Linked DNA regions of Mus musculus: region 2 is linked to region 1. A link is a loop called in an ENCODE intact Hi-C map of the cell type or tissue named here. Cell type or tissue: heart. All regions are shown on one strand. Links, peaks and the distances in the headings refer to the core of each region. The heading gives the core; the rest is flanking DNA. Region 1 has its middle 3.7 kb from the start of Arid1a. Region 2 overlaps Arid1a (AT rich interactive domain 1A (SWI-like)).

The links. A loop is a pair of places that touch in the nucleus more often than their neighbours do. Peaks named below come from ENCODE experiments on the same cell type or tissue, not always from the same donor. Only the 100,000 strongest peaks of a DNase experiment are listed, where the experiment ranks them.
Region 2: it touches region 1 in a loop (2.7-fold over the local background); 8 of 42 quality-filtered maps call a loop at or near these places.

What each region holds. Positions count from the first base shown.
Region 1 is chr4:133,756,248-133,759,152 of GRCm38, reverse strand. It overlaps a transcript of Arid1a not described here. Among named protein-coding and RNA genes, the nearest start is that of Arid1a, 3.7 kb to the right of the region's middle. In heart, for the core only: a CTCF peak has its summit at 1,596; DNase peaks (open chromatin) are centred at 1,622 and 2,262; H3K4me3 peaks cover 1,670 bases; H3K27ac peaks cover 1,771 bases.
Region 2 is chr4:133,705,452-133,708,356 of GRCm38, reverse strand. All of the region lies in intron 4 of Arid1a (AT rich interactive domain 1A (SWI-like)), which reads left to right. Among named protein-coding and RNA genes, the nearest start is that of Mir7227, 10 kb to the left of the region's middle. In heart, for the core only: no CTCF peak of the experiment used is centred there; a DNase peak (open chromatin) is centred at 1,216; H3K27ac peaks cover 1,631 bases.

The DNA of each region.
Region 1 (2,905 bases), core at 279-2,778:
GAGAGAAGACCCCCTGGGATGCTTGAGTTTTTTTCCCCCTCTATTCTGATTTCCTTCTCCACCCTCAGCCTTAGTGTTTTCTCTCCTCAGATTACACTATATGCAGTGAAGTTTTTCCTAACTAGGCTTTACTGCACAAAAGAAAATCAGTTTACATTGGTTTAATATGGGACAAGTGTGTTATGGGCACGAGCCCATTTTGAGACAGGGCCTCTCTGGTTAGCACTGGCAGTTTTGGAACTCAACTCTGTAGACCAGGCTGGCCTCCAGTTTATAGATCAACCTGGGACTAAAGGATTATGCTACCACACTGGGCTCCAGTCCTATTTCAAACAAACAAAAGAAACCATATATATGGTAGTTTTATTATCTTATCCAAAAAAAAAAAAAAAAAAAAAAAGTCATTCAGCAGTGGGATGAGCCAATGAGCCAGAAGGGTTAGCTGTAGTATTAAGAGCCTGGGTTGGGGATTTAGCTCAGTGCTAGAGGTCCCTCAGCTCTGGAAAAAAAAAAAAAAAAAAAAAAAAAAAGACAAAAATTTTCTGCTGGTCATGGTGGTGCAGGCCTTTAATTCCAGCACTTGAGAGGCAGAGGCAGGTAGATTGGATTTCTGAGTTTGAGGCCAGCCTGGTCTACAGAGTGAGTTCCAGGACAGCCAGAGCTATACATAGAAACTCTGTCTTGAAAAACAAAAACAAAAAACAAACAAAAAGAGCGTGAAAGATGGAGTTGCTTTGTTTCTGTAGGTTGACCTTGGGAGTTGTTTTATTTGAAATATTCCACAGACCAGAATCAGCATGGACCTGTATTTTACTTATGTTATCTTATGATTATATTTGTAGCATTGCTGGGAATCAAACCCTAGAGTCTTATCCATGAGGGTCCTACCACAGAACTGCATTTATTTTATGTTTATTTCATTTTGGTAGGGAGCTGATGGTGAGGGTAATTCTTTTTTTTTTTTTTTTTCTTGAGACAGAGACAGGGTTTCTCTGTGTAGCCCTGACTGTCCTGGAACTCACTCTGTAGATCAGGCTGGCCTCAACCCAGAAATTTGCCTGCCTCTGCCTCCCAAGTGCTGGGATTAAAGGCGTGTGCCACCACTGCCAAGCAGGTAATTCTTATGTTAACACAAACACCCGAAGGATTTATGCTCAAGGCTATTTTGCCTTAGCTCAGAGGGAAAAAAAAAAGTCTCATTGAGAAATGAACATTTCTTTAAATGGGTCTTTTATTTATTTATTTTGTAAAATTAGAATCTCCCAAATTGTTTTAAGACTTTGAGGTGAGTGGAAAAGTGAACCAGAAAAGCAGTGTGCGAACTTTTGAAGCTGGAAGCCACCCGGTTCGGTTCGCTCTTAGGGCTTCTTGGGCACGATTTTTACCGCGAAGTGATGTGGAGCGCCATTCGGACTCCGTTCCATGTTCCCCCGCGACAATCCAGTTCGTGTCTTAGCGCTCCTGCCTGCGAGCCGGGAGCATAATGAATTGCCTTGACTCTAGCTTCAATCCACTTTCCTCGCTTAATATGCAGCCCAAAGTTTTGCAGCTCACTGTCAGATGGTTGTGCTAGACTTTCACACTGATCCCAAAGCCTCCGCTGGGGCTGTTTCTTCACACGGAGTTACAAACTTTAAGAAACACAGCTCCAGACGGAAATCCACGCCAGGCTTTGAACTCTGCTTCTGGCTTCCGTCAACTGACACAGTTGCCCTTTTGCTCAAACTCGCAGCTCCAGCTCGCACTTGAGAGCGCTCGGCTGGGTGTCTGCTGTGGCGCCGCGGCGGGAATGTGCGGGGGCCACGGCCCGGCTCCGCACGTCTCAGCCCGGAGCAGGCAGAACCCTCCCTCTGCCTCTGCTAGCAAGCGTCCTGCCCCGAGTCCAGTAAGGGAGAGAGGTCTGCGGGGCAGGCGAGGCCGACCTTTTGTTTGTTTGAGGAGTTTCGTGTTTCAGACATTTAGAGTGAGCAAACTGCGAGGGAGGAAGAAGGGCTTGTCCTCCCTGCAAGCGTTTCTTTCTCCTAGCAAAGCCTCCAGGCCCAGCTTCCACATTTTGCAGTTGACTGTGTGGGATCTTCATAGGTTCATCCCTCATTCTCAGGCCCAATCCATGCACGCTGTGCAGCCAGAGAGAATGAGAGCACATCCTCTGCCATTTTCAGCCGGTTGCTGCCGGCAGCCCAGCCCCCTTTCCTTGGCTGTGGCTGCCGCCGGAGTTCCGGCGCCCAGAAGCGGCCCCCGGTCCGCCCGGCCCCGGATCCAGTCCACTTTTGCCGATTGCCGTCCTGCCCGGCTTGGTGATAAGAACTCTCCTGTGAGAGCCAGCGAACGAGACTTTAGTCCGGTTTCCATGTCAACGATTCAGTCCATATTTGCCATCAGGCTGCCGGTGGCAGAGGCGCTTTCGAGAGGAGAGCGCTGTCCTAACCCTATAATCTGCGCCGGGATTCCTGAGCTGCCTGGGTGTGGGGTGAAAAGGCAGGGGCTGTGGGGGAAAAATACCCACCGAGGGGAGGACCCACGGCCCCGAGTCGGGGTCTCGCTGCTCGGGCCAGCCACGTGCCCGCTCCTCCCCTCCCCCTTCTCCTTCCCAGTGCCCCTGGGGAAAGCGGATGGACCAGTTTCTAAGAAAGTTCCTCAGCCCAGCAGTCTTAGGTTAATGTTGTAGATCTTAGAGAGGAAGGGACTCTAAGGATTTGAGATTTTTTTTTTTAAAGAAAAGTAGAGAAGAAGAAAAACACTACCTCTCCTGACCCAGGTGGATATATTTTTATGCACTTTGCCTCATTGCTAGATTAAAATGGTGACTGTTTTCAAAACAGCGTGACCACGTGTAGGGAAAGGGATTTTGGCGCTTTCCATATGCACGGCCATGGAAGAAGGCCATGTGGACTTTCCTTGAAGA
Region 2 (2,905 bases), core at 191-2,690, 51 kb after region 1:
TGTGGTTGCTGGGAATTGCACTCAGGCCCTCTGGAAGAGCAGTCAGTGTTCTTGAGCCACCTCTCCAGCCCCATAAGTTTGTTTTCAGAGGTGAGATTGGGCATTGGGGTCACGGATTGCTGTGTTCTTTAATGGAGAAGGCTATTTTTCTTCCTGTTCCTCAGTTGCCAGTAGTTCTTTGTCTTGGGTTACCCTTCCATGCCTGTTGGTGTTATCCTTGTCTGGTCTTATTTAGGCAGTCATGTCTAATAAGTTAGAAGCCCTGACTAGAAATACCAGGCTGGGAGCTTTAAAGCGAGATACCAATACTCGCTGCTTGTGAGATTACATCACCTGTTTTGTGGATACTTTTGAGACCCTGGCTCCTCAGGCTTCAGCCCCTAGCATTCCTCTGCCGTCTTAAACTCCCTCATAATTCCTAGGTCGGTCCCCCCAAGCCCCCAACCCCACACGTTATATTTCTTTTGCTTAAGACACATTCATTTCTCTGTCTATCTCTGTTGCTTTGTTAAATAACTGACAGTGGTCTGGAACTCTGTGACCTGGCTATCCTGAACACCCACCTGCCTGCTCAGTTTATAGGAATGTGGCTATGTGGTTAGCTTTGTTTTTAATGACCAAGCAGGTTTCTGTTGTGGCTTCAAGCCTAAGCTGAAAGGTCTTGGTAGGGACTTCATTCTCTCTCACTTTTGGTGTTGGCATAACACCATGCTTGGTATGTCTGCTTGAGTCCCTCACATTCTCTGCTTACATGTGTATTCACTAAAATAAAAGCATGAAATGACTCCTGCATTGACCTCAGCCAACTTTTGTGCTCTTTTTGGAGGAGGAACACATGGTGGGAATGCTTAGGACTGGGGCAACTTGAGGGGTTTGAACGATGCTGCTTTCATTTCCTTTTGTTCTTTTCACAGTAAAGGAGCCATCAGTCCTTGTCTAGGATTTGCTGGTTTATTTTCTAAGGGTGACAAATACTGGTAGCATTTTGGTAAACAAAGGGATTTTAAAAAGTCTGGCCACACTTAGAATTGAACCAGAGTGTTCTGTGTCCTGGCTCCCCATCAATCTGCCGTGTCTGTGAGACTGCTCTGAGCAGAGTGTACCATGTCCGTGTAGCATCATTTCCAGAACACTTGCGCTCTGGCAGAGCCGGCTGGTCCACTTCTCCGTTCCAGTCACACTGCTCTAGCTCCGACACTGCCGGTGCCTTCCGGAGCCTGTGCTGCACATAGCTGCATGCTTGTCCCTGGGCCCATTTCCTGTTTCTATTCTAGTCTCTGGTGGCTCAGCTACACTTCCTGCCTGTGTGTGTGTCTCACAGATTCTTCTTTCTGGACCCTCTTGTTTTCTTTAGAATAACCTCAGCCTGAGAAACAGCTGAACTTTAATATGATGGCTCCTGAGTTGGTCATACCTAAGAGGACTGATGAGAAGTGACCCCTTTCCCCAGTGAAGCTCACCACATGATGACTGTGACTTGTTTTTCAGTTTGTCCCCAGCCTGCTAGAGGAAACTATAGACCAGAAATTTGGAAAGGAATAAATGGAGCCCTCTTCCCCTCACCGTTAGGCATGCTGGGCTGTTAGGACCTCTGTTGCTTGTTCTTCTGCAGCCGTTGCTTACACACAAGTTTCCTGCCTCGGAGGAAGACAAGTAGTGTACTCCTAGTGCAAACCTCCCTAAAGTACAGAGTTAAAATGAAGGTTAGGCAGGTAGAGCATGCTGTCTTCTGAATAGCCTGTAGAGCACACAGGGATGGAAAGCACTCCTGCTTACGTGAACAGTTCAAGTCTTTTTGTTTCTGAGACATTATCTCTATGTAGCCTTGGCTGACCAGGAACTCCTTATGTAGAAAGGTTGGCCTGAAATTCAAATAGATCCATCCAGCTGCCTTGGCCTGGTACTGCTAATATTGTGGGGACTAAAGGCCTGTACCACCACACTAGTCCAGGTCTTATGCACCTCCCCATACACATACACAAACTCCTCACATATACATAACAACACCCCACATTAGAAATGGAGAGAGTGTGTAGGGAGGTGGTAAAAAGGGAAGAAATGAAGGAGGCCATCTAGACAGACATATTTAAAGGACTTCCCTCCTCCTCCCAAGTAAAACATTTGTTTAGGAGTGTATGCTTTGTGATTTAGTCTGTATTTCCTACATAGCTACTCGGCTGGGTCACCTGATGCTACTGAAGCCGATTGTTGAGGGATGAACCCTGTGTCTGGGTCTGGCTGTAGAGAAAGAAGAGTTGAGTAATGATTGATGACTTTGAGTTCCTTAGGAAAGGTTGAAGGGTGAGACCCACTTGTACACAGAAACAGTCAGTGTGACCCAGAAGTGCTATCAGACTGGCCCTGGGGTCCTGTCTCCCTCCAGATCTATGACCCAGAAATCATTTAGGTAGAATCAGAAAGCAGCAGTGGCAGCCAGGCAAAATGACACACACCTTCAATGCCAGGGCTTGGGAGGCAGGCAGGTCTCCGATTTGAGATTATTAGCCTGTTCCTCAGAGTGAGTTCCAGGACAGCCAGGGCTATTCAGAGAAAGCCTGTCTCAAAATCAACAACAATAACAACATAAAGCAGCAGTTGCTACCACCAGAACTAGTTAAGTAGAGCCTGGAACCAAAATGCTCCTGCAGAAACAGACAGAGGAAACAGAAACATGAGCTAGGAACTTGAACTGTGTGTGGAGCTTATCTGCAGTGATTTTTTTTTTTTTGAAGACGTAGTTTTAGCTTTATAACAAACAGTTGTGGGGCATCTCCCCTCCCATTTCCCACCCCGCGCCCTCCCCCCCACACACACAAAAGGGGGCGTTGGGGAGAAAGAGAAAATCCAGAAAGAAATGGGGGATGAGCGGGTGAGGGTCATGGCATTTCCTCTGGAAGGATCAAAT